2 separate regions of the Homo sapiens genome follow, and region 2 is linked to region 1. Evidence: chromatin loops called from intact Hi-C (ENCODE). Cell type or tissue: endothelial cell of umbilical vein. All regions are shown on one strand.

Region 1 (5,000 bases):
ATATCTTTATGACCCCAAGGTAGAGAAAGATTCTTAAACCAGATACAAAAAGTAGGACCATAAAACAAAAATTGATAATTTGGACTATATTAAAATTAAGAACTTCCAATCCTCAAAAAAAAATACATATATACCATTATGCCAGAGAAAAGGTAAGGCACAGAGTAGGAAAAAAATTATTGTAATGTGTAATGTAAAGACTTTTACCCAAAATATATTTTTAAAACTCCTAGAAATCAATAACCAAAAGATAGACAAGTCAATAGAAAAAATAACAGTAAAAAGAAACTGGAAAAATCACTTCCCATGAAACTATCCAGGGCCAGATACAGCATGAACCCTTCATCTCCCATGAAGAGGCACCCAGGAGTATGTGGGGAGGGAGGGATTAATACTTCAAAGGGCAAAAGTAAAATAGGGTCCGTGACAAAGGAAATCCTCTCTCTTTAAGTGTGTCTTCTCTTTCTGATCCTCTTCTGTTCTCACAGGATGTGCCATGCACCCGCTGTCACAGCCCCCTTTGGAGGAGAACTTTCTCAAAGCCCCTGCAGGAAGAGCAGCCCTGAAGCTCATCCAGGGAGTGTGGGCCTGGCCAGAAGGAGACAGGAGCTGCTGGATAAATGCTTCCCTCTCCTGTGCCTGAGGATATGAGGCACAATCGATTCCTGAGACACAGGAGATGCAGGTTTCAGATTCTCAGAGGACCGTCCCTTGGGATTGAGCACTCAGTTGCCTTGGGTGTGGGCCAACTCAATAATGCATCTTCAAATCCTCACATTTGGTTCTCCCGCCTTCAACAGGTCATTCCCCTGTCCCTCACTCCTGCTCCCTCGGATTACACTCTCCAATAAAACGGTAGCCCATTCAGCCTTGGCTCTGCTTTCTGGGTGACTCAGGCTAAGACAGCATGGTTCTCCCTCCTCCCCAACATGTTGAGTGTCCAGAGCTGCTGTAGATTCTTCCCCCGCCAGCACCACCCTCCCACCCCAGAAATCCTATAGCAACAAGAAAGCTCTGATGGTGGGCAGCACACCAGGGTGTTAGCACTGTAAGTAGCATTTTCCAGGCAGGCTGTCAGGGGAACATGCTGCCTGAGGGTAAGACCAGATCAAAGGAGGGGTCCTGGGATACAGCCCCTACTCTGCAGATGCCTTAGGCAACTTTGCCACGACTCCTGGAGCCCCCGGCTCTGCAACTGATATCTTATCTTGCCCCAAACCAAACCAGCTTTTTACATTTCTTCATACACAGCACACAGGAAAGACTCAGTCATGATGCATTTAAAGATCTTTGATGCTAAATGAAAGTAAAAGGAAAAAGATTTTTTCAAAATCCCCTTTCAGAGTCCTGAGCCTAGAGGCAGTGATGGGCTTTCACAACTACAGGACAATATAGCTACAGCTATTTTTACCACATCATTAATTGAGTTTAAAAATTCTGATTTCAGAGTCAATTTGGGGTATCACACAAATGTACATACGGATTAAAAAGAGAAAGGTAGTAATTATTTTTCCAGAGTCACACTGATTTCAGAGCAGCCACCTTCTCTGCTGTGACAATACAAGTTTCCCAATCACTCCCTGTTTACACAAAGTTGAACTTGTGTCAGATCCTTGTAAACAGAACACAAAAATGTGCAAGCTGCTGTACAAATTAATTATTGAAATTAAGTACTCACTGTCTCTAGAAAGTCTTCTAAATTATTTAAAGAACCCAATTTGCTTTGATTGTGAAAAAATAAAAGCCCTTGGATTCCCATATTTCAGGACAATTCAAACATGGAAGAGGGGCCCAGGTACAGAGAAAATGTAAGCCTACGTTGTAAAAATATAATACAAAATCATTAAAAAGCTAACATCAGTGCCGTTTATGATCAGACTCAAGGTATATCTTAAACTGAGTATAGGGTTGCTATGTGTCTACAGCCATGCCACCTTAAATGCGCCTGATATCAGAAGCCAAGCAGGGTTGGGCCTGGTTAGTACTTGGATGGGAGAGGGGTCTCACTCTTGTCAGTTTTTATTTTAATATTATATATTATCTTTCTTTTTATTATCTCCAGATCATGCTTTTTGAGCTAGGGTTCTGTCATCTATGACAGAGGTGCTATATCTAGTGACTTGAGAGATGACTTGCTATTTTATTTCCATGTCTTTCTTCTTCCAGGTGGTGGTGACAGGCACTGGAGGGACAAGTAGGTAAGAAAACATTCCCCGGAAATCTGGGAACTTGCTGAATCTTTGCTTTGTAAAAAGTCCAGGCTTTCCCCAAATCACCACAGACATGACTTCTACTTAACCTCTCTGAACCTCAGTTTCCTCAGCTGTAAAATGGGGGAAAGGTGCCTGCCATGCCTATCTCACGGGATAGTCTGAAGAATCATCCCAACAGGCAGCTTTCAACTGGCTACACTCTATTCCTTTGTGTGAACCTAACATAGTAACTGCAGACAACAGACCAATAGGAGATTCTTTGATCGGTGGGATTTTTTTACATGTCTTCAATGAATCATATCTCTTTCACAGCTGCTATACCTGGACAAGACCCTAATTCTGGCTTCCATTTCTGGGGTTGAGGCGGGGCAGCAGGTAGCGGGAGGGATTGTAACCTGTTGGTCTTTATTGCCACCTAGTGGTCAGGTGGACAAATAACATCAAGTTATCCAGTGGATTTGAAGCACGTTAGAAAATTAATTCCAAAAAAACCACCTGCTACTTTAATCCACCACCTAATTAATTGTACACAGGGGGCCCCCCTTATATAAACCTGTTAAAAATCAAGTAATTATGCTGTGATGTAAATAAGTCCCTAGTTCATCTTTGCAAATTAAGAATTGTACATATGAATCAAGTTATTATTTTTAAAAACTTATAAAAACAAACTTTTACTGTCTGAAGGCATTTATGAGACTCCATCAAATGGTTTCATTTGTTCAAGATATTCTCCAGATGGAGATAAAATATTAAATGCTAAAGTCAACTCACAGATTTAAATCCATGTGTTCACATGGCAGAGAGAGCAAGCTTTCTGGTGTCCCTTTGTTTCTGTTTTGTTGTTGTTGTTGTTGCTGTTGTTGTTTTCCCTGAGACGGAGTCTCACTCTGTCTCCCAGGCTGGAGTCCAGTGGCACAATCTTGGCTCACTGCAACCTCTGCCTCCCGGGTTCAAGCAATTCTCCTGCCTCAACCTCCCGAGTAGCTGGGATTTCAGGCGCTCGCCAACACGCCCTGCTAATTTTTGTATTTCTAGTAATGATGGGGTTTCATCATGTTGGCCAGGCTGGTCTCGAACTCCAGACCTGAAATGATCCTCCCACCTCTACTTCCCAAAGAGCTGGGATTACAGGCATGAGCCACCGTGCCCAGCCAGTGTTCCTTTTAATAAGAACACCAATCATATCAGATTAGGCCCCATCCTTATGACCTCAGTTAACCACAATTACTTTCTTACTCCAAATACAGTCACGTTGGGGTTAGGGCTTCAACATATGAATCAGTGGTGGATAAAATTGGGTCCACAGACAGTAACAGACAGGGATAAAGTGACCCTGTCCATCCTGGGGTAGCAAAGCCACACCTGCCCTCCCACCCAGCCACATAAACCAAAGAGCTCAGGTCTCCAGGTTACCACTGTCTCTAAAAGAGGCAGAGGGAAGAGAGGGAAAGAGAAAATGTGTGGGTTCTCTCCCTCGTGGCAGCCCTGTGGGGCACTTGCCTCTCTTCTAGGTAATTCTCACAGCAGTCTCCCCAGAAAGGGATTGTCTCATTTTACAACAGCTGAGGAAATCATGGCTCAGAGATATGGTGAGCGCTTTAGAAGGCATACTTGTTCCTGGCACAGGTGGGATTTGAGCACTTCTCACTACCCCAAAACAGTCCTTTGAAGGGCATTAGCCCATGGGCCAGATCAGAGTACTGCCTACTAGACTAGGGGTCCTAATAGGCCCTAGAGGATTCTCTGACCCTCAATCTCCTCATCATAAAACAGGGGTAATAATGTTTTGCTCACAAGGTTGTTCTGAGGATTAAGTAAGATCATGTGGGTGGACTGCCAGACCCAAGCCAGTGCTAAATCATGGTGGATTCCCGCCTCGGCTTCCCTCCAAGAGCCAACACGGAGATGGGAAGGCAGCTTCACCAGAAATTACTAAGCATTTTCCAGCCCCCCAGATGAACAAATTATAGGGTACAAAATGAATGAAAACAGCTTTTTTACTCGCCCAGCCATAAAAACTTTGCTCTCCAGATTTTAAAGCCAGGGAGCAGGGTGGTGAGCCCCTCAGCAGGCTGAGGCATGGAAAGCCACCGTCCCCTGCACCAACCTCATGGAGAGCCACTGTCCCCCGCACCAACCTCAGAACTCCAGTCCTCAGCCTGGTGCTCACCTCAGACCCTCACCACCCACACAGTCATCAACATTGTAGAGCTCAGACACACCCTCAACTCATCTGGCTCATGCCTCACATCCAATGAGGCCCGTCACTCCTGCCTCAGCAGCATCTCCTGCTCTGCATCCACCCTGCATGGGCTTGCTTGGGATGCTGGTCATTTGTCACCTGCGTGCACTTCAACAGCCCCACACTGGTCTGACCAGTCACTCTCTCTGTTCCAGGCCCAGGACCATATTGCCATCTATACTTCCTATACAGATACAGGAGAGGGGATTTGCTATGGGAGTTGGCTTGAGCAGTTATGGGGCCGAGAAGTCCGACGATATGCCATCTGCCAGCGGGGGAAGCAGGGATGCCGGCGGTGTGGCACATTCTGAGTCAAAAGGCCTCAGAATCAGGGGATCCAATGGTGTAACTGTCTGAGGCTGAAGGCCTGAGAACCCAGAGGGCAGATGGTGCAGGTCCCAGAGTCCAAATGCCAGTGAACCTGGAGTTCTGATGTCCAAGGGCAGGAGAAGAGTGTCCCAGCTCCAGCAGAAACAGTGAATATGCTTTTCCTCTGCCTTTTTTTTCTATCCAGGCCCTCAACCTGATTGGATGGTGCCCGCTCA
Region 2 (5,000 bases), 350 kb before region 1:
GCCAACCAGGATATTGATGGCCAAGTAATCAAGAGAAATTAAGGATGGATTATCAGGAGGTCAAGGGTAATTCTTCAGTAAAAATCTCTCACACAATTTTCATCAATTTCATATCTGAGCAAGTTTTCAGACTAGAGCCCATTGATTGAAGAAGAGGCTGAGTTACAGAGCAAAAGGATTTTGTAACACCACAGCAAGTGTGTATGGTAATTACTTCCTCAGTTCTTCCCCCAAAAGACCTATGACCATTTACTCAAGTAACCATACACAGAGGGAAGAGGAATATCAAAATGTCTGAAGGGTTTTTGGACATCTATACCCCTTGAAAATCAAGTAGACAGGATTTGATGTAAGTCAGCATCTGTCATCAGCCATACCAGTTTTGGCACAACAGTCACAAAACAAAATATCCATGGTGGTAGAGTTGGAGAGTACACATAAGCCAGACATCATGAGGTCCCTTGTACTAAGTCTTATCTAGATTTCACTGCTGACCAACGTCCCGCCTGCCAGTGAAAAGGACCAGTGATCCTCCATATGGCACTATCCCTTGAGAAGACCAAATATCCAACTGGTGGCAAGTTGATTACATTCTAATAGAAAGGGGTAGTGAATAATTTTGACTGGAATTAACACATATTTTGGGTATAGATTTTCTTCCTTTGCTCATAAGTTCTTAGCCTGTACCACCATACAAGATTCTTACAGAATCTTTGATCCACCAACATGGAACCACACATAACATCACATTAAACCAAGTAAACCACTTTAGAGTGAAGCAGAGTTGGGAAGAGGTAGAAATACTCAGCAGCAGAGGGCATACTCATATGGGTATACTCAGATGAGTATGGGACCACTGCTCCTATCACATATCAAACATCCCAGAAGCTGCTGGACTCAGCTGACCTTTGGAAGACTCCCTGAGGTATCAGATTGGAAATAACACCTTTCAAGGCCAGTACACCACCAGTACTTAGAATATATGGATCTAGAATCATTAGGTAGATGGAGAAGTTGTCCCACTATCATCACTGTTAGTAACCCACTTGGTGAAATTGTGTCTCATCTTCACAACTCTAAGCTCTTTAGGTCTGTAGGTCTTGGTTTGCAGAGAGAGATATTTTCCGCAGACCATGTGTCTACTAGGGTATCTGTCAGTACTCTCCTACCCAATTTTGAAGGTCAAATGTAGCAGTTACGGACTGAAAAGGATGGTGACCAGTGTTTAAGACCCCTTAGAGATGACCGTCTGGGTTGCCTCACAAGATAAGCCACTTTGACTTGCAAAAGTGCTAGCTGAGGATGAGAGGAAACTAGAATGGATCTTAGAGGAGGTAAATGGTGAGAGTCAGCTGTGACCCTAAGACCAGCTGCATTGCAGGGCTGAGGTTCTTCTTCTAACCTTCTTCTTGTAAGCTTCCCCTTGAGAGAGGCTAACCAGAATTCTTGAGGACCTGTTCCCAGATGAGGTAACTTAATATTTCAAGACAGTGAACCTGAGCATGCAAGGAATAACCTGTAGTGCATGCTGTGGTGTGTTGTCCAGGCCACCCTTCAGGACCAAGACACACATTTCCCCAGACGCCAGGCAATGGCCACTGATAATGCACAATATAATTTCTCTAAGGAATTGCTCTTGGCTGAAGAGGGCCTCCTTGCCTAAGGTTCCGCCCCCTTCTACAGGCAATCAACTGCAATGGCTGATCAAAAACCAGGTCCTTTTGTCTCAACTCCAAATAACTCTGAAGGGCCATGCTAGCTCCAGAGTTCCCAGTAGGACTAGCTGAGGTCTTTGTCACAATTGCTTCACAGTTCAATTTCTACCTCTCCGCAACTCTGCTTCCTTCACTCTCTTATGTATGTGGTTCATAAAACCACTCCCCAAGAAGTTCCCTGCATGCAAATATCCATCTCAGAGTATGAGGGACTGGACCTATAGCACCAGGATACAAGTTTTGTATGTAATGAACACAAGAAAAACTGCCCTCCACCCCAAAAATTGCCCTTGATAGGAGAGGTAATGCCTGGATTCTAAAAAGAGATCTGTCTCCAAAGCACATAAATTATCAATAACATTTAAACAGAGAGAGATGCCAGGGAGAGTATGCCTAAAGAAGCCAAAATTCTGATTTTTACCAACAAGATCATCTAGAAAGTCACCTTGGACAGCAAAGTCTCACTAAAGCTTTTGGCATAGTCATGCATGAACTTTTCTAAGAGCATAGATTTTGCTCTCACCTCTTGAACTTATAGGACTGTCACTTCTCTGAGGAGGAAAGGTCAGTTTCCTAAGGGAAATCATTTTCTGATGAAAATGTATGGAAGGGTTTCAATGGCTTCACTGGTCTCCTTTATGGAGGAATGTACCAAAGATACCAACAGGAAAATCATCATAATGATAAAATACAGATTTCTATATAGTCCCTAATGGGAAGAATGGGAAACAGAGCTTGTGTCCAACTGCCTCCGTTTCTCAAATAGAATTTTTAACCTTGGCCAGAGTATTTCCAGAATGGCTTTATACTAACTTGTACCAGAGATAAAATCTCCCTGCTAAAATAGCTATAATATTAGTCACCTTAGGGGGATGCTGTCAGGCTTTGTAAAGTACTTTGTAGCTCCTCAGATAAAAGCAGAGATAAAGCTGCAGTGTTATTATTTCTCAACTTGGAGGGCTATTTGGCTAACCCTCTGCATGAACTCACTCTAATAAACTGACTCAAAGCCTTATATAGGCTATAAATCCCATCGCCCACTTCATTTCAGCAATGACAGGGAAAACACGATGACCACTTGTTCTGTCGGCCTCAGGAAGTATCACCCTCCCACCCTGAGGAAAAATCAAAACTGAGCAATGAATTTCAGATGGTGTCTAATGAGATATACCATTTCTGTCCCCCAAATCCTAATGTCTTTAGACAAAATCATCTTAGGTCCTCAGTCTGTAAACCAAGATGCTCCATGATCCAACCCCAGCCTCCTCCTCCTCATCTTCATCATCTTAACTGAGGCAGGGATGGCTAACTGTACACCTAAACCCATGCTCCTCCAACCTGAGCCTAGAGAAGGTGCTGGGAAGCCTCCGTCTAGCCAGGAACTGTGTTTCTCACTACCTACTGCATCCAACTAGGGCTGCAGAACCCGTTTCCACCAAAAAAAGAAATGTTATTTTCAGGCCTATGTAAAGGCTAGGAGGAGTTGCGTTTTCCCCACTCCAATTGCTGTTGACTACATGTCAAGGGCACTGAGATTCCTGGGGGCAGTAAAGTCATTGAATTCAAGAATCCCTGAGAATAGGAACATCCGCATAAGACTGAAATATGACTAAAAATAGATATTTATTGTGTTAAGCATTGCAATGTGGAGGTTTATTTGGTACAATGTCTAATGTTCCCCTAACTATACAAGAACACCTTTTGAGCCACTGCTATGTGCTAGGAACTTTTCCAAGAACTTAACCTAAATATCTTTTACTCCTGACATTAAGCCTACAGGGTAGCTACTATTATTATCCACATTTCTCATATTGGAAAATGAGGCATGGAAAAGTTCAGCAAAATGTCCAAGGTAGCAGTGAAGCTAGAACCGGGACACAGGTCCATCTCAGTTCAGTGCTGCATCCTTAATGACCCCAGGATGCTGACTCCATTGACCTCCCTTCAGCTATAGCTTCATCCAAGTATGTACCTCACGGCTGTCTTACTGCCAGGAATGACTTTCCTTTCATCCCTCAATTCCTGTCAAATGCAACAAGGCACTGCTAAACTTCCAGCTGCCTCTGAAGCAGTCCTTCCTACTTATGATTCATGCGCCTCTCCTCAGCTTCACCTTAACACTCATGTGTCCTTCCATTACCAGAGAAGAATGCATTCCCTAATGAGACTGTAAATCTCGGAAGTCAGCACTACCAAATCTAGCCCAGAGCTTTAAACATGCCCTGGCAGAAGTAGGTGCTCAGGAAATGTTTGCTGAATTGAAAACTTGCATTTGAAACACAGGGCAGTGAGACAGATGGCTGTTTTTCTTGATTATATGCTGAGAGAACTGCAAGATCCCAGGATCAAATGATGGCACAAATCCAGAAGAGTCTTGGTTGAGAAAGGAGAGGTTTTTCCACCCACTGCAGCTGAGCAGGGTGCTAATCCTCTGGTCACACACAGGGAACTGGTACTTAGGGCCAGCCACGTATCAGGAACACTGGGATGGAAGGGATCCTGCCTAAAACTGTATCTATCCTCCATGCCATAGACACAGTTCATTGAGGCCTGAATCTTTATGATTAAGGGTTCACTTCTTGACAAAGGGTGAATATTTTCAGGCATTCCTATCTTGATACAAATGGGTTTGTTAGGCCCTTTCCTGAGTGAGTTTTGAAGAACCCTAGCATAAGTGCAGACTTGAGGAGGGAGAGATCAGAATTCAGCAATGAGGGGAAAGAACAGTTAGGACTTGGAAGTCCAGGTTTGCCTGCTTCACAGGAGTGCTCATGGTTTGTCTGAGCCTGAGATTGGATCCACAGAAGATCAGACACCTCTTTTCAGAAGGGGAACGACTAGTGACGGCCTCTCTGCCTTATCCAAACCTGAGTCTTCTTGAAAGAGGATTAAAAATTCCTACTCTTGGCAAAGACTAAACACCAATGTTCTTTGGCAAAGATGCTGTGGTGGGTGGGAGTATATCAGCCACTAAAACGACCCTAGGGCAGCAAAGTACACACAATTAGTTTCTAGAGCTTCATTGTCTACTCCAATCAGTTTCAGGAATCACCTGTCACCATCTCCCTCTAGTGCCAGAGAATGAAGTTTGTGCAGAGTAAAATGATGAAAGAGCCAAAATTTGCTAGAACAATACTGGTCTTGAATGTTCCAGTGCTAAAGGTTATAGGGGCTGTTAGCAAACTGTAAAGGACTAAACGTTGATTTGTTAATTATAGATAGCTAAACCAAAATAAACAATATTAGCAATCCTTGTCCCCTTGTCCCCAGCCTCAAAGGGTATGA

Evidence for each region. Hi-C counts contacts between places; a loop is a spot of excess contacts. Peaks named below come from ENCODE experiments on the same cell type or tissue, not always from the same donor. Only the 100,000 strongest peaks of a DNase experiment are listed, where the experiment ranks them.
Region 2: a loop joins it to region 1, with 4 times the contacts of the local background. A loop is called at or near these places in 1 of 110 quality-filtered maps.

What each region holds. Positions count from the first base shown.
Region 1 is chr3:158,843,575-158,848,574 of GRCh38, reverse strand. No RefSeq gene overlaps it. Among named protein-coding and RNA genes, the nearest start is that of MFSD1, 44 kb to the right of the region's middle. RefSeq lists enhancers at 957-1,026, 1,197-1,246, 2,401-2,695. In endothelial cell of umbilical vein, a CTCF peak has its summit at 2,623 (motif pointing left); no DNase peak of the experiment used is centred here.
Region 2 is chr3:159,189,300-159,194,299 of GRCh38, reverse strand. All of the region lies in intron 1 of IQCJ-SCHIP1 (IQCJ-SCHIP1 readthrough), which reads right to left. All of the region lies in intron 1 of IQCJ (IQ motif containing J), which reads right to left. Among named protein-coding and RNA genes, the nearest start is that of SCHIP1, 81 kb to the left of the region's middle. In endothelial cell of umbilical vein, no CTCF peak of the experiment used is centred here; DNase peaks (open chromatin) are centred at 2,669 and 3,879; H3K27ac peaks cover 1,534 bases.